Regions from separate parts of the Homo sapiens genome. Here regions 1 and 3 are each linked to region 2. Evidence: chromatin loops called from intact Hi-C (ENCODE). Cell type or tissue: dorsolateral prefrontal cortex. All regions are shown on one strand. Region 1 overlaps SDK1 (sidekick cell adhesion molecule 1). Region 2 overlaps SDK1 (sidekick cell adhesion molecule 1). Region 3 overlaps SDK1 (sidekick cell adhesion molecule 1).

Region 1 (8,000 bases), 140 kb after region 2:
CGTTGCAGTTGGACCAGTTTTAAAATATATATATCATAAATAATCTTCAGAACATTTTAATGTACTACCGATGGTATTAAAAGTCAAAGCTTTCACAAAATTTAATTTACTTCTCCCTGTAACTTAAGAACAGTTTTAAAATGTGCATGGCTCCTGCTAAATTTAACAGCTTCCCCTTTTGCCTTCTCGACTGGAGGCTGCAACAACCTGAGCCAGGAGGTCTGGCGACTACAATGTTTGAGTGAAGCTGTGAGATCCATGCCTGTACTGGAAGCTCCTGACAGCCTCTGCAGGGCCTTGGTGCCAGGCTCCGGGGGTGGTGGGGGAGTGGGCTTTCCTTCTTAGAAAGCCTCTAGGCTTTGCAGGTTCAGGAAGAAGCTCACCAGCTGGGTCCAGCCACTGAAAGGAACCCTGAGCCTCAGTTTGCAGCCCAGAGATGCTCCGGGGTCTCGCCCAGTGCATATTCCTGGAGAGCTACAACATCAGGGCATCAGATCCACAGAAGATACATGTGCTTCACTATACACCAGGTGTGTATTGAAACTAAAGCAGAGTAATACTATTTTTTCTTTTTTTTTTTTTTTTTTGAGACGGAGTCTCACTCTGTCCCCCCGGTTGGAGTGCAGTGATGCAATCTCGGTTCACTGCAACCTCTGCCTCCCAAGTTTAAGCGATTTGTACTTCAGCCTCCCGAGTAGCTGGTGGCACGTGCCACCATGCCTGGCTAATTTTTTGTGTCTTTTAGTAGAGAAGGGGTTTCACCATGTCGGCCAACTCCTGACCTCAGGTGATCTGCCTGCTTTGGCCTCCTGAAGTGCTGGGATTACAGGTGTGAGCCACTGAGCCCTGCCAAGACTCTCATTTCCTAACTCTTGATTACCAGCGTGTCTCTAATGTACATTTTACTGATTCATTCCTCTAAAAATATTGTTGCTTTTACTCAATATGGTAAAAGTTTCTATTATAGGGTAAGAAGAATAGCACAAAATATTCACCAGGCATGGAGGATATCATTGCAGTTCAAGAAAGAAATCATAAGTAGTAATTAAGGGGCTTGGTACCCATAGAGTCATCTCATCATCACTGTAATAAATCATTCTTATATTTATTTATTGGAGCCTGAGGATGTTAAACCCTTACTTTTGTATGACCATTCATAGCTTATTGGTGCTTTCATCTTTATAGAAACACATTAGAGTCTGGCTGCCTCAGGGCCCATTCCCTAGTCACTTCCAGCCAGACATCCATGTATCAAAGCTCTAGCCAATCAACATGTAGTGGACGTCTGCTAAGTAGGGCTTCCAAGGATGTTTTCTGTTTAGAATAAAAAGGGGGAAATGTGGCTAGCCACATTTGACCACTATCCCTTCTTCTGGAACATGGATGTAAAGCTGGAGACAGTGTAGCCATCTCGTGACCACGAAGCAGTGATGAGGAAGACAAGAAGCAACTCACGGAAGGACCCATGCCCCCTTTCTCTTTCCACTCCGCTGTCCTGAGGCTTCTTCTTCTTCCTCTTCTTTTCAAGTTGCGTAAAGTGGATACTTAGATCCCTGAAGTCAGACCTTTCTTCTTTTCTAGTGTAAGTGCTTGATGCCATCAGTATCCCCAGGCACTGCTTTAGGCTCATCTCCCCATTTTTATGTTGGGTCTTCATTTTCTTTCATGACAAAATATCTTCTAATTCCCTTTGCATTTTCTCCTTTCACCCATGGATTATTTATAAGTGTGTTGTTAAGTTCTAACTCTTTGGCGATTTTCCAGATAACTTTCTGTTACTGATTTCTGATTTAATTCTGCGGTGGCCAGAAAACATACTCTGCATGATTTCAATCCTTTTAAATTTATTGAGATTTGTTTTATGGCCCAGAATATCTTGGCATATGTTCTGTGTGCACTTAAAAAGAATTTGTATTTTGCTGTTGTTGGGTGGAGTGTTCTGTAAATATCAATTAGGTCAAGCTGGTTGATAGTCCCGTTCAAGTCTTCTGTTTACTGATTTTCTAAGTTTTAAAGACATTTTAAAAAATGAAAAACGAAATGTTTATATATTTACTCACATATTGACCATTTCTGCTGTTCTTTATCCCCTGTGTACATTCAGCTTTTGGTTTGGCATCTTCCTTCTCCCTGAAGGCATGTCCTTAATACTTCTTGAAGTGCTGGCCTGATGGTTTAAATTCCACCCAGTGCCCTATGCATGAGCGCTGGTAGGAGCACACCCTCTTCCTGGCCTTGTGTGGGCTGTCAGGATTATGTTGCCTCCTCCTGTTATTTCCTGGCCTTGGTAGTTTCCTTACCTGTATGCACAGATCAACACTCAGCAAAAGACCCTGAAGCTCTGTCTGCCACAGCTGCCTCTTCTGTGGCATTTTTCTCCACTAGCTTTAGCCTCCTGGGCCTCCGCAGACTCTAAACTCTGGCTTGTTAACTCAGCAAGCCCACTGGGATCTGTCTGGCTTCCCTCAGCCTGGATTGGGAACTCTTTCAAGGCAGCGAGCTGGACACTCTTTTGTTTTCCTTCACCCAGGAATCACTGTCCCGTGCTGCCGGTGGTCCAGTGTCAGAAATCGCTGCTTCACATATTTTGTCTGGTTTTCAAGCTGTTTAAGGTGGGGGAATAAATCTGATTCCTGTTACTGTATCATGGCTGAAAGCAAAAGTCCTCTTCACCTACTTAAAAAAACTTAATTGTAGCAAAATATACATGTATTAGTTTGTTTTCACACTGCTATAAATAACTACCTGAGACTGGGTAATTTATAAAGAGAAGAGGTAGAATTGACTCACAGTCCTGCATGGCTGGGGAGGCCTCAGGAAAGTTACAATCATGGCAGAAGGGTGAAGGGGAAGAAGGCATGTCTTACATGGCATCAGGAGAGAGAGAGCAGAGGGGAAGAACTGCACACTTACCAAACAACCAGATTTCGTGAGAATTCTATCATGAAAGCAGCAAGAGGGAAATTCACCCCTTAATTCAATCACCTCCCACTAGGCCACTGCCACAACACATGGGGATTACAACTTGAGATGACATTTGGGAGGGGACCAGAGCCAAACCATATCAATACATAACATAAAATTTAGCATCTTCTCCATTTTAAGTCTCCCGTTCAGTAAGAAGTATTATGCACATTAACATTTCTGCACACTCATCACCATCATGCATTTCCAGAACATTTCCAGCTTGCTCAACTGGAAGCTCTTTCCCCATCAAACAATGATTCTCATTCTCCCCTTCCCCAGCCCCTGGCACCCACCATTGTACTTCCTGTCTCCTTGAATTCTACTACTCTAGAGGCCTCATATAAGTGGAGACACACAGTGTCTGCCCTTTTGTGTGTGACTTATCTCAGCATAATGTCTTTGAGGCTATCCATATTGTAGTATGTGTTGGAATTTCCTTCTTTTTTAAGGTAAAATAATATGACCTTATATGTATAGACCATATTATGTCTTTCCTTTCATGTGACGGACACTTGGGCTGCTCCCCCTTGTGGCTGTTATGAACAGTGCTCCCATTTGCCACGTTCTTCTTAATGTTCAACAACTTTGTTAAAATTATTTAAATGCAATGATAGTCATCTCACCATGTAGTTCAACTTGTTTTTACAGCTGTGTGTGTGTGTGTGTGTGTTATAATGGGAAGAAGATGAAATAAATGGTTATAGTTAATTTGGGAACTTTGATCAAATCCCCTTTCTTTCCATATTCCTTTCCTTTTTTCTTTTCTTAAATTTCCCTTTTCTTATCTTTTCTCTCATCTTTTACTCTTCTCTTTGCTCTTTCTTTTCTCTCACTCTTTTCTTCTCCTTTCCTTTTCTGCTCTTATTCCATTTCTTGCCCTCCTTTCCTTCCATGTGTGCACAGTACACTGACCCAGGAAGCCGCCGTGTGCACACACACCCCAATCAACATGACTGAGGTGCTACGGTATTAGCATGAAGCAACTCATATTCCAGGGGCAGAGAGAAGATGTGAACATCCATGAATGTAACCTGAGTTGAAGTGGCCTGAATAGAAGAACAGAAGTGCAGATACGGTGCTTTAATTACTCAGTGACAGAGGTTATTTTTGGTTAGGGAGAATCTGGAAAGTCTTCATTGTAGGGCCGACAGTTGACCTGAAACCTGAGAGTCGGGCACAGTTGGGGTTTCCAACAGGTGCAAAGATTTTCTAGGTTACAGAACCACTAGAGCAAAAAGCGCAGACATGGGACAAGCCTGCTGTCCGGTACAATGTCACATCATGATGCCATTCAGACCTCTTTTCCCAAAGATTCTAACTAGCTTTTTTAAACTTTACAGTGATATACAGAAAATGATAAATACAAGTCATCATTAAAATGGAACAATGAAAATTACTCACTTTTCATGCACTTTGCCCTTTTCTGATTGGTTTTAGACTCGGTACATTGCAAATATTTTTCCAATTTTATCATTTGTCTTTTGTGTTTTACATCCTGTTGTCCTTAAGGAAATAACTGCAACAAAAGAGCAGCATCTCAGGAATTCTCACTGATGAAAATGAGTCATCCGAATTAACAAAAAGTTTGAATTACTAACTTATTAATAGAATTTTGGTTTTATTATGTCACGCCCCTTGTGTCATCCTTGATTGCCAAACTAAGTCTTAGTAATTAGAGCTCGTTGGGAACGTGTTTTAATAAATAGATGGTGATTGTTTCATTTTTAAGTGCCAAGAAGTTCATTCTTTACTAGGCTAAATTCATCTGTAACATCTTATGTTGTTAATCAGTTTAAGGAAATATTTTACCTTTAAATAAATGTATTTTTAGCCTAATTTGTAAACAAATTATCATAAATTCTAAGTTAATGGTTTCCCAATTCTATAGTAAGGTGAAACAGTCCATATCTACCTCATTTTATTATCGTATCAGCTCAATTTTAGGCCTCCTTTTGGTTTCCATTTAAGTCATGAGAAATTTACTAAAATATCATATTTCCTGTGATCCTGTCAGTCTTACTGGTGACTTTAAGTGAAACAATGTGTGAGAATTGTCTTTGGAAAGCAAAGTTGTTCACCCTCCCTGATCTGCTGTTGAGGAACCTCCATGCTCTTCTTAATATATGAGTATGTATCACCCTCAGTCTCCCTACAGAAATATTGCGCTTTAACACTTCCACTTTTTCCATGACACATCTGTCCTTGCCCCTCCTTGGCTTGGAGTTCTTTCATATCTCCCCATCATCTACAGGCTAAAGTCTGTTTGAGAGCAGAACTTTGTAGCCAAAAGGCCCATTTAAATCCTATGTCTACCACGTGAGATGCAACTTACAGGATAATCACTCATTTTCTCTCGGCATCAGCTTCCTTGTCTAGGAAGGGGGAGCAGTGTGGCTGCCCTACAGCATTGGTGGGAAGACTAATGAGAAAAGGCTCAGAAAGTCCTCAGCTGTCCCCGGGTGCAGAGTGGGCCCTCCCGAGGTGGCACACTGCCTTGACCTCCTGAGCAGTGGACAGGTTCCTCCTCCCTCCCAGGCCTGCTCAGCCAGGTCCAAGCTGCACCAGCTCCACAGGCACGCCTGCCACGCAGCCCCGTGGAAGCACCTCCTCTGTCGGCCATCAGCATGTGGGCCATGCTGCATCTCTCTCCCCAGATGTCCTTGCCCACCCTCAGATATCTCCACGCATCCCTGAAGGCTGACACTCCTCTATAGGGGGCGTTACCAGGCCCCTGCCACCCCAGGCACACTGAGAAGTGCTTTGTCCCTGCTTCCCGGACCTGGCACACAGCTCTGCTGCAGGCATTGTGTGGAAATCACAGTTCTTACCTCACACATTCCCTTGACCGCATGCATTTTAAAGCATTTGAATGAATTTTTAAAAATTCTAACTGTGAAATATTTCAGCCATGTGGAAAGCTGTAATCGGATACCAGTGTATGACACTAACATTTAACAAATACGAACATTTTAAAGAGAAAGCAGTTTTACAAAAAAACCTAACCCTCCTCCCAGTTTCCTCTTTGCTGAAGAAACCATGAACCTGAAGTTGGTGCTACTCCTTCTAATCTGTGTCTTTATATTTTATTACATATTTTCATCCCCATAATTCTCTGGAATAGCATTTGTATATTTTTAAAATTTACATAAATATTTTCACCTTTAAAGTGGTTCCCCTCAAATATTTAACACGCGTAATTGAACAGAGTCTAAAATTTACCAACATGTTCTGCCTGAACAGGCTTCAATTTCTCTTGCATCGTTCATGTTTTGTGGTCCGCTGTTTAGGTTTTATCTGGTTTTTCATCCCCAGGTTGGTTATAATAACAACACAACGTCATTTTTTCCTGTTTGGTGCTGATTTAGCCTTTCCAGTGTGTTTAACTCATCATTGCTTCTCTCGTCCTGCCCATCCTTCTTGGCTTCATATCCTTATAGAATTTCTCCTTCAGAAATCATTTCCCACTGGAAGGCTGGAAATAGCTTTATTTACCCTCCCTCTCTTTTTCTCCCACCTTTATTTTGGAAGATTTCAACCTGCAGAAATGTAAGGTGAATTAACTGAATACCTGACACCCTTCACCTAGATTCACCCACCATGAGCATTTGGCCGCTTCGAGTCCCCTCTCTCCCCCTCTCCATTTCCCTCCCCTCTTTCCCTCTTTGCATGCTCTGTCACACACTCGTTTTAGACTGACACATTTGCAGATTTGTTGCAGACATTCCTCCCTAATACTCCAGCGATCTTCAACATAACCACCATAAAATCATTGCTCTTGAAAATTTCGCATTGATTTATGTGTAGTTCTGTTATCTAATATATCATTCAAATTCAAATGTGCCTAATTGTAGCAAAAAAAAAGACCTTTATGGCTTTTCTTTTTCAATTCTAGCGTCCAATTAAGGATTATTTACTGTCTTTAGTAAAAACATCTCCTTACCCATAATCTAATCGTTCCCTGGCCTTTCATTTTTTCTCAACATTGACATCTTTGAAAACTCCAGACCAGTTGTTTGGCAGAATGTCCTTCAGTCTTGAATTTGGCTGACTGTGTATTCTTTGTCAGATTCAAGTTAACTGTCTTTTTTTTTCTTTTTTCTTTTTTTTTCCCGACAGAGTCTTGCTCTGTCACCAAGCTGGAGTGTGGTGGCACGATCTCAGCTCACTGCAACCTCCGCCTCCCGGGTTCAAGCGATTCTCCTGCCTCAGCCTCCCGAGTAGCTGGGACTACAGGCATGTGCCACCACGCCCGGTTAATTTTTTGTTTTTTTAATAGAGACGGGGTTTCACCGTGCTAGCCAGGATGGTCTCGATCTCTTGACCTTGTAATCTGCCTGCCTTGGCCTCCCAAAGTGCTGGGATTACAGGTATGAGCCAAGTTAACTATCGTAATGACCCCATGTCCTTGTCAGTGCACCACATCAGAGGCCACCTGATGTCAACTTGTCCCATTATTGATTATTTTGAGTGTGATTATTAAGCTAAATGGGGACCAACAGGTTTGTCCAAAGGGAAAGGTGCATTTTTCCTTTGTGAGTTATCAATAATCTGTGTGGTAATACCTTGAAACTATGGGACTATTCTGTTTCTTAACACTCTTTACTCACTCACGGGTGACTCTTGCCTCAGTCAACTATTACCACGATGTTTGTGTCCTAACTTCTACCATCCTTTGTGTGTTTATTAGGTTAGTCTTCTTCTGTAAGGAACTCCTTTTCCTTCTTCACATTTCCATTCCTTTTTTTAGGAAGGGACTCTTGTTCTTTGTGTTAATTGAATATGTTATAATATCCCGTTACTCATTTAGGTGTTAACATTGTTTCAGATTTGGCTGCTGGGCATGGTTTCAGAGTATCTCCTCTATCTTTTCCGGATGTTCTCCTCTGTCTTTGAGTGTGTCTCACTTTCTAGCACAACAAGCTGCTCCAGGCTCACCTGTATTTTTCCTGCCCCAGCCCTGGAATCAGCCATTGCTCCAAGAAGCTTTGGTGCCTTTGAGTGCAATATGATATTTACGAACCAAGATCTGGCTG
Region 2 (8,000 bases):
TACAAACAATGGGGAAGAGACGAAAGATAGTGTTTCATGGGAGGTGTATTTGAGATAGGCAGAAGAGGAAACAAGCTTTCAGCCAATGGGAAAAGTACTCCTTTGGCCTTCTATGATTGACATTTCAGAACAAGCTTTTGGGAGAAAGTTAACCAATAAACACTTTCTAAGTTACTGCCTGTATTATTGAACGTATATTGCACTTTTCGTTTTCATCTTGCACAACCTGATAGGTGAGCCTGAAATTGGCTCTGTTAACTGTTCTCCATTAGCTTTTATTCACTCTTATTAGGGACTGCAGTCTATGTAATGAATTTATTGGATCAATTATTTGTATCTTAATGCATGTTTAGGACTTCAAAGACCCCTTTCTTTTGATTTTTTTCCTCATTTAAATAGTTTTCTGAACATCACAGTTTTGGTGCCTTCACTTTGATACATAATTACTATTCTGCAAGTGAGCTTAATACTTTTAATGCCATCTGACCTCAAGATTTTAATAGAATTAAATGCAAACAAGATGAGGAAAGAAGAGTCATGGGGAAACTTGACTTGTTACTGAGCTTTGGGAAAAACTTTAAACTCTTGGTCAAAGTGATTTTCTGTTAAGAAATCAAAAACGTGCCAGCAGATGCCTTTAAAGACAACATTTATAGAAATTATTTTTTTTTGAGAGTTTGATTTTAGTATTCTAGCATGGATTTACGTCATCTGATACTGGATAGTATAATCTTTTTTCCTCATCCTCTAACCCTCAATTCTTAAAACTCCGTGAATCCATTTCTTTCTTTGCATTTTTATTATTGTGCATCATGAGACTCATCTTCAAAGGCAAGAGCCTTATTATTGGGAAACAATTGTGTAGTAAATGCTTATTTGTTATTTCTCTCTATAGTTTTTTCTCTATATAGTATAGTAGTATCTCTATTATCTTAACACAGTCTTGGAAATACCCACAGTATTTGTAATAAATGTATAATAAGTATGTCAAATTTATTTTCTATCTAAATTTTGTTGTTATCTCAGTCTTAAATTCCATCCCTCCCAAATTGCTATTTCTCCACCCTGAAAGATAAAGGGTAGCCCACGTTGATACTACTCGGTGTCTGCCCAATCACAGGAAGGCACTGAGATCTTTCAATGTACTGCCATCACATCACTAAGATGGGTGAGGTGGGGATCAAAAATTGAGAGAACTAGGATGGCGGCAATATTTTCAGGAATGGTCATTAATAAGCTAGTTATGAGATTGTCATATTTAAATTTCATGACTGTTTTTCAACCTGAATGTATGGAAATAAAAATTATAAACCCTCTTCATTTTATGAACCTTATTTTTGAATTTCCCTGGAATCTATTGCTATTAAAGCCATTAATTCCTTACTGTAAAACGTCACTATCAAGAAAAAGCTAAAAACATCACCATCAGTATTAGAGATGCAAGCATGCAGGTTTCCTAAACTGAAGAGACATTGCCCCTTAATGAGCCTTTACAAAACAAGAGAAGATCATTTTTGAGCTTAATATTAGAACCAAAAAGAGAAATGCAAGGCAGTAGCCCATTGCAAGAAAGAAAACAGGAATGCACTCAGCCAGGTTGCAGTCACCCCCAGACAGGAAGGTTCTTGCCGTTTATTGCAGTTGCCTCTGATTCCTCCCTCGAAGTCTGGGAGCCTTAAGGGTGAACAGCCTACAACCAAGCCACGTTCTCCCGACAATTCTGTAAACCTGTTTATCACAGGCAAATTTTCAGGTGTCTGACTATAGTGGGATTTTTTATTATCAATGAAATGCATGAAGTGACAGGCCTTGGTTGGTGAAGTGGCTTTTGTAGACTGAATATGGCTGAGTATGTACAGCCAATAATACATTTTAAAAGGCATGTTTCCACGTAGCTAGAATTGAATACTTGGTATTACTGTCCTTATTTTCTTCTTTTTACTGTATTTGATAAAATACGTCCATGAGAATTCAGCATTCTCTATAAAATAAAATTTTGAAGGAAAGTAGAATGAAAAATAATTAATGATTTGATGAGGAAAATCTAAAAGAAATGTGTTATTTCTAGGCAGGTCCTCTTGGCTTTCCATTCAGGACTTCTGCCCAAACCATGAAAGCAAATGACTAGGCCATATGGAAATTGGTTGTAAAAGATGTTTTAGATTAGCCAGTCACTCCAGGAGCCTTTGATGTTATGCAGGCTAATGAAGTTGGCTCTTGGAGAGGTTTTTATTCAGCTGAACTGAATTTCTGAGAGATTCATATTACATTTTCATACAGTTGTCTTGCTTCATACCCCAGGGATTTATTAAGTTATAATTGAATATTGTGTTTTTAAGAAAGTTTCTTAATGTATTACACCCTTCAGCAAATTTTGCTTGGTATTGTTTTGTCAAGATAATTTAATTTTACATTGGCTAATTTAGCCCATATTAATATTTCCCCTGAAATTCAGGTAACTTAGCAAACTGTTACAGGTGGTGAGAAAGAAAACTCTTTTATTGAAGCATTAAAATGTTACATTATTGTGAGGTGAAATCTTTTATCAGCCTTTGGAGATATTCTATCAAGGTCAGTAACATTGTATCTGTCAAAGAAAAGTTTTACTCCAAAAGTTGATTCTCCTTTCCTCAGTATCCCCTGTTCCCTGCATTCTCCAGTGTTCCTCCTTCCTCCCATCTCTTCCTGTCCCAGGGAAGTTCTCCCCGGATTGCTGACTGGAGAAACAGCATGACGTGGTTTCTAAGTAAGGGGAAGGGGGGTGGGGGGCGGAGTACTCCCTTGTCAGTGGTAACAATAGGCTGTGAATAATTCAGACATGATGAAAGAAAGTCTCATTTGACAAGATAGTACCCGATTCACTAAACAGCTAGTGTGGAAATAATGATGGCGTTAGTTAGGGGAATACAAGAAGTTCAAAAGTTTTGGTGGTTTTGAAAGGGAATCGCAGCACAGGGGCCTTCACCAGCTTCCCTTCTAATGTTCGTTTGTTACGCCTGGAGTTTCTTACATTACTGATTACGTCTCACTTGGGCGATGTTTTATCTAATTTCTGGAAAGGCTTTGTTTTATAAAGTGGGCTTGCTTCTGTGGAAATAAACAAAGACCAAATGAGAACAAACAGAGGCTATTTATTCAGAGCTTGCTATACCAAGGGAGCCATCCTTTGCTCTTGGCAGAGACTCAAAGGCAGCCAGAGGGGTGGGAAAGCTTCCAAGTGAAAGAAGGAGGCTTCCAGCTCACTCTGATTGGAGGCTGTTGGCCTGGGGAAGCCGGAAGTGGGCTTACTAGAAAGGGGGCGTGTTGTGTGGTTGGTGTGGGGAGCGTATTTGGCTTCCTCTGATTGGCCTTGAGTTGGAAAGGGTTGGGGAGCGAAAATAGGGACGACTCAGTCACTGGCCAAGTGCTGACTGTTCGGTGCCCATGACTGCAGAGGTTGTGTTTTGGCTTCCTGGGTTTCTCACGCGGGTGGGAGTTGACATACACGGTCTGGCCATTGTCTGTCTGCATAGTCCGCCTCACTGGATACTGAGAAATTTGCCTGGCAGTGTATGAACTGGATAAACTTGAGTGGGAAGTCTAAAATTATGAAGGATATTTGGACAGAATACTTAATTTTTTTAATTCGTACCCCACACTATTCACTCTTTATGAGGAACAGAGTCTGATAACCACCTCCACAGCCAAAATACAGAACGTCATCTCAAAAAAGTTCTCCGTGTCGTTCATTTGTAACCAACTCCTTCCCCCCAACCCCTCACCCCAAACAAACGCTGATAGGTTTGTTTGCCCCTGTAATTTTGTTATTTTCAGAATATCACATAAATGGCTACATGCAGTATGGAGCTTTTTGAACCTGAGTCCCTTCACGTGGTATAGTGCATCTGACACATGCATGTTGTTGCATGTTTTGAATCTGACTCCTTTCACATGGCATAGTGCGTGTGACACATGCATGTTGTTGCATGTTTTGAATCTGACTCACATGGCATAGCACGTGTGACACATGTATATCGTTTTAACTCTGACTCCTTTCACATGGCATAGCACGTGTGACACATGCATATCTTTGATGTTTTGACCCTGACTCCTTTCACATGGCATAGCACATGTGACATATGTATATCGTGGTTTTAAATCTGACTCCTTTCACATGGCATAGCACATGTGACACATGCATATCATTGATGTTTTGAACCTGACTCCTTTCACATGGCATAGCACATGTGACACATGCATATCATTGATGTTTTGAACCTGACTCCTTTCACATGGCATAGCACCTGTGACACATGCATATCTTTGATGCTTTGACCCTGAGTCCTTTCACATGGCATAGCACGTGTGACACATGCATATCTTTGATGTTTTGACCCTGACTCCTTTCACATGGCATAGCACGTGTGACACATGCATACCATTGATGTTTTGAACCTGACTCCTTTCACATGGCATAGCACATGTGACACATGCATATCATTGATGTTTTGAACCTGACTCCTTTCACATGGCATAGCACATGTGACACATGTATATCGTTGTTTTAAATCTGACTCCTTTCACATGGCATTGTGCGTGTGAGACATGTGTGTCATTGCATGTGTGTCAATAGCATCACTAGTTTATTCCTTTTTTTTTTTTAAAGAAAATGCTCAACTTTATATTTCATTTCAACAATTTGCTCCTAATGCCCTTTTCCTGCCCCAGGATCCTATCTAAGACCTTGTGCGTGTAGTCATGTCTTCTTGGTCTCCTCCAATCTGTGACCATTTTTACTCTTTCTGTACTGTCTACAACTTTGACCCTTTTGAAGAGTCCTCGTCAGGCATCTTTGGGTCGTGTCCCTATATTTGGGTGTATCTGTTGTTTCCTCATGCTTAGACTGGGGTTATGGATTTTGGGGAAGAATCCCACAGGGGTAAAGGACCCTTTTGATGATATCATATCGGGGGCACCGGTCATCACCATGACTTATTCCTGGCGATGCGAACCTTGACCCTTTGGTGAGGGTGGTGACAGTTAGGGTTTTCCACTATAAAGTTACCATTTTTTTTTCCGTATCCTATTCTTGAAAGGTTTTCTTTTCTCACCAGCTGAATATGTGGTGTTTTTCCATACTGATTCTCCAACTCTCTGACACCAACTGGGTGTCCTGCAATTCAACTGAATTACAAAACCAACTCCCAGCGTTAGCACAGACCCCACACATTGAGGGCTCAAAACTACCCCCACTTCAGATCCCAGGTGTCCTCATATACATCTGACAGACTTTGAATCGGGGTTCCCAAAACCCCCTCCTTGGGCTCAGTAACTCACTAGAACAGCTCACAGAACTACTCAGGAAGTCACTTTACTTACTTCCTTTTTTTGAGACAAGGTCTCTCTCTGTCACTCAACTCCTGGTCTCAAGCGATCCTCCCTTGTCAGCCTCCTGAGTAGCTGGGACCTAAGGTGCTACCATGCCTGGTTAATTTTATTTAAAATTATTTTTAATAGAGATGGGGTCTCACTGTGTTGCCTAGGCTGGTCTCAAACTCCTGGCCTCAAGCAGTCCTCCCACTTTGGCCTCCCAAAGTGCTGGGACTACAGGTGTGAGTCACCAGGCCTGACCAGGAAGTCACTTTACTTTCTATGACCAATTTATTATAAAGGATACAACTCAGGAATAGCGAAATTGAGGAGATGCATAGGGCAGGTGTGGGGGAGGGTGCAGTACTCCCAAGCTCTCTCCAGGCGCAAGGTGCCCCGTCCTCCCAGTACCTCTGTGTGTCCAACACCCCGGAGGCTCTTCCAACCCCATTGCTGGAGGGTTTTCATGGAAGGTTCATTATAGAAGCATGACTGATTAAATCGTTGGTCCTAGGTGATTGAACTCAACCTTCAGGCCCCCTCCCCTCCCAGGAGACTGGGGAGTGGGGCTGAAAGTTCCAAGTTTCTAATCAAGGCTTGGTCTTTCTGGTGACCAGCACCCATCCTGAAGCTATCTAGGGGCCTGCCAAGAGTTGCCTTGTTAGAACAAAAGACTCCTATAACCCTTATCACTCATGAAATTCCATACGTTTTAGTAGCTCTGTGCCAGGAACTGGGCACAAAGACCAAACGTATCTTTCTCATTATACCACAGTTCCTTAGAAGCAAGTTGTCAAGTCCAGCCCACAGTCAAGCAGAGGGCAGTTAAGTTCCACTCTGCAGGGAAGAGTATCAAAGAATTCGTGGGCATATGTTAAAACCGCCACTGTACTTAATAAATATTCTGAGGGATATACTTTGAGGCAATGCAAATATCTGTTTTTCCTAAACTTTCAGCCACCCATTTTAGCATTCGGCAGTGGCTCTTGCTTACAGCATTTCTATCGTAATGTTCTAACGGTGATTTTTCTCATTTCCCTCATTCTTCCTACATTTGTTTTTTGGAATTTTTCTGTAAAGGAAATCTGTCCCATCTCCCATTTATATATTCAATCATTTATTTATATCATTTTGGATATATGAATATTTATGTTATTCTCTGGGTTATAATCTTCTATTTAGGTTGGTGCAAAAATAATGGTAGTTTTTGTCATTAACACTAATGCGAAACTGTAATTATTTTTGTACCAACCTAATAGATTTAATTTGTAGGTCAAATGGCTCCTACTGTGGCCTTGAGAGCTTTCTCCAGTTGGCCACTGTGTTTGTTTGACGTGCTCTTATCTTTTTCTTTTCTTGGCACTTACTCTGCACTGTGAGATCCTCCAGCCTTGTTCTGTGTGTCACCTGCACCCGCCCAGAGTCAGCCATTTCTTTAAGAACCCTGGTGCCTTTTATGGGGAAATAGGATTAGAAACCAAGACTGAAGCATGGAGTGTGCTTGTAGCCCCTGTGCTGTCACATCCTCTAGGCCTCTCAGTGGACCCAGCTAGGAAACAGGTATATGTATTCCAACCCATGTATACACACAAGTCTCTGTTCCTGTCTGTATCCATCTGTATCTATTTAAAAATAACCGTGAGTTTCTACAAGTATTTCTGAGTCTAATCCAGTACCATGGGGTTCATTCTGTTTTCCTCCCTTGGTTACTTGTAATTTATTTCTCTGACAGGGAGAAACCTGACTCGCATTATCCACAGTTTATTTAGGTGTTCAATGGTAGCATTTGTGTAAACTACCCTTAGGATTGCTGACGTGTATCCTGCGAGAAACAAATTTACCAACCAAAATACAGGCTTTACCTATGGCTCATTTTTCCTTTATCCTGCAATAATCAGTCAAATCACTGTTTCCCAAGGGGTTTGGATCATAATTCTGAAAGAAATGCTGTAAAATGCTGTACTTTCTGAAGTCTAAATCCCAAAAGATCAATCTCTAAATAGAAAGTGGGAATGTTTAATAGGGAATGCTCATGTTGGTGGCTATTGAATCATAGAAACATTTTTAAAAGAGCAGTGCTATATAGAAAATAAATGTGTATGTATTTTCTGAGGAGAGCCATGTCCTATAAGAAAAAAAGTAGCTGTGCATCCTGATGCATGACTTTAAAGTATTAGTTAATGATGGTGAAAGCCAGCGACTGTGGACTGTCTCCCTGCAGTTACCCATAATCTGTCCTTGAAATACGCTTTTATCATATGTTGAATTTTCTTTTTAGTTTTCTCTGTTTTTTCTTTTTAAATTTTTTTCATTATTATTATTATTATTATTATTATTATTTGGAGGCGGAATTTTGCTCTTGTCGCCCAGGCTGGAGTGCAGCCTTAGCTCATTGCAACCTCCACCTCCCGGGTTCAGGCGATTCTTCTGCCTCAGCCTCCTGAGTAGCTGGGACTACAGGGGCATGCCACCATGCCTGGCTAATTTTTTGTATTTTTAGCAGAGACGGGGTTTCACCATGTTGGCCAGGCTGGTCTCGAACTCCTGACCTCAGGTGATCCACCCACCTGGGCCTCCCAAAGTGCTGGGATTACAGGTGTGAGCCACTGTGCCCAGGCTTTTCCCCATTATTTTAAGTTGTCCGCATTCTT
Region 3 (8,000 bases), 150 kb after region 2:
GCCGCAATGAATATTTGTGCATTATTTTTGTATCACTGGAGGTAATGTTACTCTCATTCTTGAATGATAGTCTGGATGTATATAAAACTCTAGGTTGATATTTCACTTTCTTTCAATCCTTTGACACTTTTGTTACATTTTATTTTAGGCTTTTTATTTTTCTGGTAAGAAATCTGCTTTCAGTATAATTATTCTATTGTGGATAATCTTTCCCTATGGTTTTTAGGGTTGTTTTTTCCTTATCTTTGCTGTCTACAGTTTCACTAGGTAGTTATTTTCTCCTGTTTAAGAATCATTATGTTTCTTGTTTCTTTAGAATCATGTCCTTTATCAATTCCAAAGTTTTTTTTTTAGAGGAACGTTCTTGCTCTGTTGTCCAGGCTGGAGTGCAGTGGCACAATCACTCACTGTAACCCCGAACTCCTGGGTTCAAGCAATCTTCTAGACTCAGCCTCCTGAGTAGCAAGGACCACAAACACATGCCACTATCCCTGGCTAATTAAAAAAAAAAATGTGGAGATAAGTGTCTTGCTATGTTGCCCAGGCTGGTCTTGAACTCTTGGCCTCAAGCGATCCTCCCACCTCAGCCTCCCAAAGTGCTGAGATTGCAGGTATGAGCCACTGTACCTGGCCTCAGTTTCAAAATTCTTAGCCTTATTTTTTCTGAATATTTCTTTTTTTCACTTGTTTTGGTCTCCTTCTAGAACTCCGATTTAAGCATATTTGCATCTTCTCATTTTGCCTTATTTTCTCTTCCCATTCATCGTTTCTGTCTCTCTTTGCTACATTCTGGAAACTTTCCTCAATCTCTTTTTCATTCAGTTATTTTCTCTTTAGCTTTGTCTTACCTGATGTTTGTCCTCACCTTTGAGTTTTTAATTCCAATGACTATATTTTTCATTTGTGTTTCCATTTGCTACTCTTCAAATCCACCTTTTCATCGTGTTCTATTATTTTGTTAGAACTTTAATTATTTTATGTTTAATCATTTTTAACTTATTTTGTAGTGTCTCCCAAATTATTGTAGTAAGTTCAGGGGTGGAAATTCTGTTTCAGAACATACTAATCTTTACAATGGTGGCTGTATGCGTATGTGTGTGTGTGTGTGTGAGAGAGAGAGAGAGACAGAGAGCGCGCGAGTGCAGGAGCTCATCTTCATTAATTGTTACATTCATGGAACGCTCATGCTCCCTGAACTGTGCCTTACCATCAAATGGTTTCACCTCTGCTTGTGCTATTGTCCTGCTGGTTTCAATGGTTTAGAGCTGGTTTAAATTAATTTTTCAGATTAAGGAGCCCTCCAAGACACAGGTAGCATTTCAGTGTCTTTTTTTTTTTTTTTTTTTTTTTTTTTTGAGACAGAGTCTTGTTCTGTCGCCCAGGCTGGAGTGCAGTGGCAAGATCTCGGCTCACTGCAACCTCTGCCTCCCAGGTTCAAGCAATTATCCTGCCTCAGCCTCCTGAGTAGCTGGGACTACAGGTGCACGCCACCATGTCCAGCTAAGTTTTTGTATTTTTTAGTAGAGACGGGGTTTCACCATGTTGCCTAGGCTGGTCGCAAACTCCTGAGCTCAGGCAATCCGCCCACCTCGGCCTCCCGAAGTGCTGGGATGGCAGGCATGAGCCACCGTACCCTGCCTCTGTGTCTTTTTTGATCTCCTTTCTAGCGCATGCTGTCTTCTTTTCTCCATCAAGCTTACCTTTTCATTTAAAATTTCCTTCTTATATTTCACCTAGAATCTTACGTCCTTGTAGCAGGAATAGGGTCTGAGCCAGTGTATTCTAATATGTTGCTAAAATCAGATATATTTAAATATATTCTCTCTTTTTTTATTATGAAGATTTGTCTCTATCTGTAAAACTTAAAACTTGCCATTTTAGCCATGCAACTTAGTAGCATTAATTACATGCACATTGTTGTGTAAACATCCTGCATATCTATTTCAAAAATGTTTTATCACCCAAACAGAAGCTCTGTACCTATTAACTCCTCTATTCCCACCTCCCCTTTCGCCACTGGTAGCTGCTTTTCTGCCTAGTGTCTCTGTGAATTTGCATATTCGAAATATTTCACATATTCGTCCTTTTGTGTCTGGCTTATTTTACTTACCGTAATGTTTGTAAGGATTGTCTACATTGTAGCATGTGTCAAAAACTCATTGCTTTTTGTGGCTGAACACTATTTCATTATCTGACATACCACACTCTATGTATCCACTTGCCCGTTCATGTACATATAGGTTGTTTCTGCCTATTGGCTCTTGTGAATAATGCTGCAGTGAACATTCGTGTACAAGTATCTGTTCGAGTCTCTATGTTCAGTTCCCTGGGATATATCCCTAAGAGTGCGATTACTGAATCTTATAGCAACTTTGCGTTTTTAAAACAGACTCTTACCAAAATGAAATAAATCACAAAGGTGTAGCACCGCAACAGCAGAGGTGGTGAGGGTCTTACATCATCCCTCATCTGTTTAGGTTAACATATATGATATTCAAAATTAAGAGCAAACTGCTTAGTCCTAGAACTGCCCAGTTCTTGTTTCTTATTGCTCAGCTGTGTACACCATGTCTACCCAGTGTGAGTTTCAGTGGAACTAGAATACTTTGATTGAGCAAGGGCTTGTGTGTGTATTGTTTACTTTTAAAAACATTGTTTCAAGAGGGTTTTTTGTTGTTGTTGTTGGCTTGGGGCTTGGGGGTGATACTGAACCAATACTCATTCCTGCTTTGATACATTGTTTCCTGAGCCTTCTCATCTCTTCTCTGCGGCTTAGCTTTCATTATTTAACAAACATTTATTGAGTGCCCGTAATGTGCTGGCTTCTGTGATACACACAGAGAAAATTAACCCTGGAGTAACGTGCTGAGGGCTGCGGTACAGGAAAGCACAGAATGGGCCGTGCGCATAACCCGGATGAGCGCCTTGTGTCCCGCTCACTTTGCGCGTTGGGCTGCAAACAGTGAACACTCACTGAAGTTCTGTCATGGGATGGAAAATTCATTGCACAAATGCAAGTGGAAGCAGGGAGGGCAGGATTCTTGGGAATGACGCCAGATCCAGGAGACGATCAGCTTGGTCTCATTCCCCACCACGAACCTCGTGTCCCGACAGCGTCGACACATCCCTTCATACACGGCTGGCCAGATGCTCACCCGCAGTCCACTCAGCGGTCCACTCAGCTGCGTCCAGGATTGCTGGGTCATTTGGAAACTGCATAGAGATTCATAGGCAGCTTCCCCTAAAAAGGGTGATATTCTGATGCTTAGCCCATCTGGTACAGCCACCATTCATCTCTTCCTTCCTTCCTTTAAATATTCCGCAAGTACTCATCTCAACCTCTTCTCACACCTAAGCCTATCCTGATAATTGTCTTTTCCTCCAAATCCTCTTTAATATATTTTTCATGTCAAAGGGGAAATCATCTTCTTTTGTAAGAGAATACATGATAAATTTATTTTCCCTGTGTCTCCCGGATGTCTAGAGCGGGAGTCAGGAAAAGGAAGCATTTTTGGGGGGACTTAGGAGGAAAGAATTCATTTTTTTTTTTTTTTGGTACCTTAGAATACAGAGACAGTGATCCACATTAGAAAGGTATGGGTTGGACTCTCCTACTTCCCTAGGATGTTTCTTCTACCAGTGTGGGTGACACTGGAGTTGGGGTGGGCCATCAGGAGATGGAGGTGAGCCTGCCCCGGATGGCTGCCCCCTGCTCAAGTGAGCCAGGGTGGGAGGAGATGAGGAAGACAGCCCCTCTGGCTGTGCCTTTTGGCCCCCTTTTCTCTCAGTTGCCCTAAAAGTTATTTATTCCTGGAGTTGGCTTTAGAAATAAATAGGAAGTATCTTGGCATAAGTCAGAGAAGGGTCCAAGGCAGACCATCTTCAGACGCAGTGAGACCCTCATCCTCTACTCCATCATACACCTGTTTTCCATTACGGAGTTCTGCTGTCCTCTAGTTCAGCTCTGCTCTCCAGCAGGCTCTCTCGGGTGGTGACCAGATGGCCGCCAATAACTCCAGACTTAAATCCTGCCTGGGCTGCGGGGCGGACACCCCATCTACTGTGCAGGCACTGCTGTTGGCTCCTGTGGAGCAGCTGTGGAGCAGGGGTGGGTGGAGTAGCCTCTGCCCATCCTGAGGGACCTCCTCCGTCCTCCAGTTGTGGCCTCTGCTCAGGTTCATATGGCCACACAGCAACACTGTCTACCTTTTATGCTTCTGCTGATCCCTACCTCTCCCAAAGACAGTAAGCTCGGGAAAAGGGGACAGTGACGGTGTTAGTGACCCCACCACACCCACTACAGTGTTGAGCACTCATCACATGTGTGTCCGTGGAGCTGGCCTATATGCGCTCTCCAGTATGAGGCTGTATTATGTCTAAGGATACACAAATACACGGCTTTAAAGTAGGAATATTTTTTAATTTACTACAAAGAAGCTCAGGGATTAAAGAACCATCCGTCTCTTAATTCTCATGGTCGATGGCTTTATCTTTTTGCATAGCGTGCTTGCCTAAAGCGAGGCACCTCTTCATATATAAATCAGCCTTTTTTTGAATAAAAGTTAAATACAACAGGATGGAAATGCAGCTTTGAAAACCTATAATGAGCAGGAGGGATTATTATGCATCTACACCCCGGGGAAGTGAATATTTCATGTTAGAAAAAGTAGAGGCCAAGGGCAAGGTTCATTTAAAATGTATAAAGATAATAAAAGCGCTCATGGATGGAAAGGCCATCTGAAAGGACTGTTCACTTTTTGGAGAGGCTGATGTGGAATCATTGTGTTTCTTTGCAGGGGGAAAAAGAAAAAGTCCTGTGTGCGAATGGCCCCCTGCGTGGTGCTGCGTCAGCAGACAGGAGCATTATTTTCCCCTGGAATGTGCAGCGCTTGGTGCCTCTGTTCTCTCTGTAGTGCACAGAGCCAAGCAGAGAGAGAGGCTGAGCGTTTCAAAGAGAGACAAAACAAAAACAGATTATTCTGCTGTGCTGCCACATCACCACAGCACAATACTCTGTTCAAAATTGTCTCTTGTCAGGCACATTCTTCAAACAGTATTATGTGTACAAAGACTCTCTGTGTTGGAGAATTTGCATGTGTAGGGAAAATAGCTGCATAGTGCGGAATATTTCCTGAAGAGGCCAGATTTCTGTGTGTGTATGTGTGTGCCGGGCATCTGTGTCCTTAGCATTTTGGAAGGTGCCTGAGCTTTCGGAGGTCACCAAAAAGTACTGAGTCATCGTGCCATTCGGTTACCTTCGGCGCTACCATCCTAGTCTGAAGCTTTTACAGGCCTCTAAGAAGGTCTTCCTGAGACCCCAGTCTTGTTTTTTGCATAAGTACGCTGCCCAGGCTCCGGTGATTGACAGGTGTAGAATGGGACGTCCTCCTTTCCCAGTTGCATGATACATAGTGTTCAGTGTTAATTTCTGGAATTCAGGTCACTTGAAAGGCCAATTCTTGGGCCTTTCTGCCTGAATGGCTGATGATTCCTCTCCTTGCATCCCTCGTGATCAATTATCCAGAAAAACTGATTATTCAGATTGTTAAATCCCCAGTTAGTCCGGATAATCGGCATTCTGTTGTATCCCATAAATGTGGCCCACGCTGTGGAGCAGGGTGGGCCTCTTCCTGGGGCCCTGTGGCTCCTCTCTCCCCAAGCTCAGGCGTGCTGCTCTGTCTCCCGCTGCCTGCTCTTCTGGGCATTCCGCTCTCCTCCAGCGCCACTGATGCACAGCCTTTCCAAGAGGGTGGCCTTGCCTCTGGGTCAGCTCTCCATTTTGGGGGGACTAGGGTGGCCCGGCTGGAGGCCTCTGCAGTCTTTGTAACTGGGACAAAAGTTGAAAGGACACATAAAAAAAATTACAGATAAACCTGAAGGCACATGTGCTCACATGGCTGCTGTGGCTGTGGGATTGTTCCTTCTGCCTGTGAAATGGCTGAATTTAAAACCCATGCTTCTTTGTCCTCTAGATCCTGTACCCCCACTTTAGGAAGGGGCAGCAATCAGAATTAGGCAGCCTACTGTCTTTGTTGGGGGGCTGTAACAAAGTGCCATAGACAGAGTGGCTTGTCAGCAACAGAAACTTACTGCTCACAGTTCTGGAGGCTGTGAAGTCCAAGACCAAGGCACCAGCACATTCGGTGTCTGGTGAGGGCTCATTTCTTGGTTTGCTGTGTCCTCACATGGCGGAAAGGGCAGACGGGCTTCCTCAGGCTACCTGAGGAAGGGCACTAATCCCATTCACAAGGGCTCTGCCCTCCTGATCCATTCTCCTCCCCAGAGCTCCACCTCTTAATGCTATGACCTTGGGTAGCAGGTTTCAACATATGAATTTTGGGAGGACACATTCAAACCACATCACCTGCCCAAGGTCTTACAGCCGGTGGTAGCCCAGGCCAGCCATCTCTTTACTGTACCCATTTTGTCTCTAGTTCTGTATTAGGTGTTGGAGGAGGGAGGTCACACAGATGTGAAAATGAGTCAGCTGAACAAGGAGCAGGCCCTGCCCTGGAGGAGCTTAAGGGGAAATTATAAATTTCCCTCAGTAGTGAATCATGCTATAATCTAGTGCAGGGTGCAAATATGTGACCTGAGGGAGCTGGATAAAGTACTCACCTTGCTGTGGAGACGTTTGACTTGCACCTGGAAGGATGACTCAGAGCAGAGATGAGGTGGGGGAGGGCATTCTAGGGAAGGGGCCAACTTGAGCAAGAGCTTGTAGGTGCGGGGGCGTGCAGGGCAAGGGGGCCCTGTTCACTTAGAACAAAGGATCGGCCAAGGAAGTCTGGGAAACAAACCAAACTACAGAGGAGCTTGAGCAGAGTCGAAGTTTATTTTGTTCCCTCGTTGAAGGTTTAAAGCCGAGGAGCTACGTGATGAGCGCTGTGTTTTAGGAAGAGGACTCCGTAATAGAGAGGATGAGCCAGTGGATCCATTTCTAAATGTGTTTCTTAGGCTATAGGAGGAGGAGCTTTCTTTATTTATTCCAAAATTTGCTTTCAGATGCTAATGCGTGTATTGTGAACTCTGAGAAGAGAGAGTTCCAAAATGTATTTGACCACAAAACCTCTTTTTCACGGTAACTGGTGCACAGTAGGCACTCAGTGTTTTTGCATGACCAAATAAGCAAGTACAACACCAGCGTGCCACAGAGTGTGGTTCAAGAAACATTGCATTCTGTGAGGCGCTGAAGCAAGAAGAAAGGCCAGTGAGAGGCTTTGATATTTATCCGGGGAAGAGGTACTGATTGCTCAAGCTAAGCTTCAGTGGACTGAAGATAGGGAAGCCAACCACCCACAACTCCTCCAAATACCTCCCTCTCCCAGGCAGGCATGGCTGGGGCACCCGCTTCTGGGCTCTCCTGCCCCCTGGGCCCACCCCACGGATGGCTTTTCATGCATTTACTTATCATTCTCCTCTGGCAGAGACCGGCACGGTCTGGCCCGTGGGGGCTCAAGACAGTTGACAGAAGGAAGAGGAAGGAGACCTAAGGGACTTGGCAGCTGGGTGGAGAAGAAGACCCGATTTCTTTATTTATACATGGACTTGCTTGAAAAAGATTTCTAGTCCTTAACCAAAAAAAAGTGCAGTGACCTTTCCACTACGACATCTGTTCCCACGAGATGCAAGTCACAGTTTTCATGTAAGGGCTCAAAGCAACCGTGGAGGGCCGAAGGCAAGCAAGATGTGGATCAGGCTCTTGTTTTTCTCTTCTCTTCATCTTCCCCTCCCCTTCTAAAGTGAGAGCTTGTGATTAAGGAGGGTTTAATGACAGGGAAAACAGTTAAAATGAAGAAGGAGTTGCCTGAAGGAAGCATCTGGGAGGTGGGCAGAGCAAGGGGTACCGGGGGCCCTGCCATGAAGCCTTCAGGGCATCGGTATGGAAATGCCTCCAGCTCCTGGCTCGCGCTAAGCGTACCTGGTTCTCTAGATGGCTCCCGGTCTTCTTGCCTCCTGGCCCTTCCCTCTCCCCTCCTCTGACCTTTCTCTTACACTTA

What was found. A loop is a pair of places that touch in the nucleus more often than their neighbours do. Peaks named below come from ENCODE experiments on the same cell type or tissue, not always from the same donor. Only the 100,000 strongest peaks of a DNase experiment are listed, where the experiment ranks them.
Region 1: a loop joins it to region 2, with 4 times the contacts of the local background. A loop is called at or near these places in 4 of 110 quality-filtered maps.
Region 3: it touches region 2 in a loop (8-fold over the local background); 6 of 110 quality-filtered maps call a loop at or near these places.

The regions. Positions count from the first base shown.
Region 1 is chr7:3,894,130-3,902,129 of GRCh38, forward strand. All of the region lies in intron 5 of SDK1 (sidekick cell adhesion molecule 1), which reads left to right. Among named protein-coding and RNA genes, the nearest start is that of SDK1-AS1, 550 kb to the left of the region's middle. In dorsolateral prefrontal cortex, CTCF peaks have their summits at 3,488 (motif pointing left) and 3,688; a DNase peak (open chromatin) is centred at 3,496.
Region 2 is chr7:3,751,926-3,759,925 of GRCh38, forward strand. The region is part of intron 4 of SDK1 (sidekick cell adhesion molecule 1); the gene reads left to right. Among named protein-coding and RNA genes, the nearest start is that of SDK1-AS1, 400 kb to the left of the region's middle. In dorsolateral prefrontal cortex, no CTCF peak of the experiment used is centred here; DNase peaks (open chromatin) are centred at 2,736 and 3,356; H3K4me3 peaks cover 1,409 bases; H3K27ac peaks cover 2,004 bases.
Region 3 is chr7:3,905,291-3,913,290 of GRCh38, forward strand. All of the region lies in intron 5 of SDK1 (sidekick cell adhesion molecule 1), which reads left to right. Among named protein-coding and RNA genes, the nearest start is that of SDK1-AS1, 560 kb to the left of the region's middle. RefSeq lists an enhancer at 5,615-6,814. In dorsolateral prefrontal cortex, no CTCF peak of the experiment used is centred here; DNase peaks (open chromatin) are centred at 4,891 and 5,221; H3K4me3 peaks cover 374 bases; H3K27ac peaks cover 1,771 bases; H3K27me3 peaks cover 326 bases.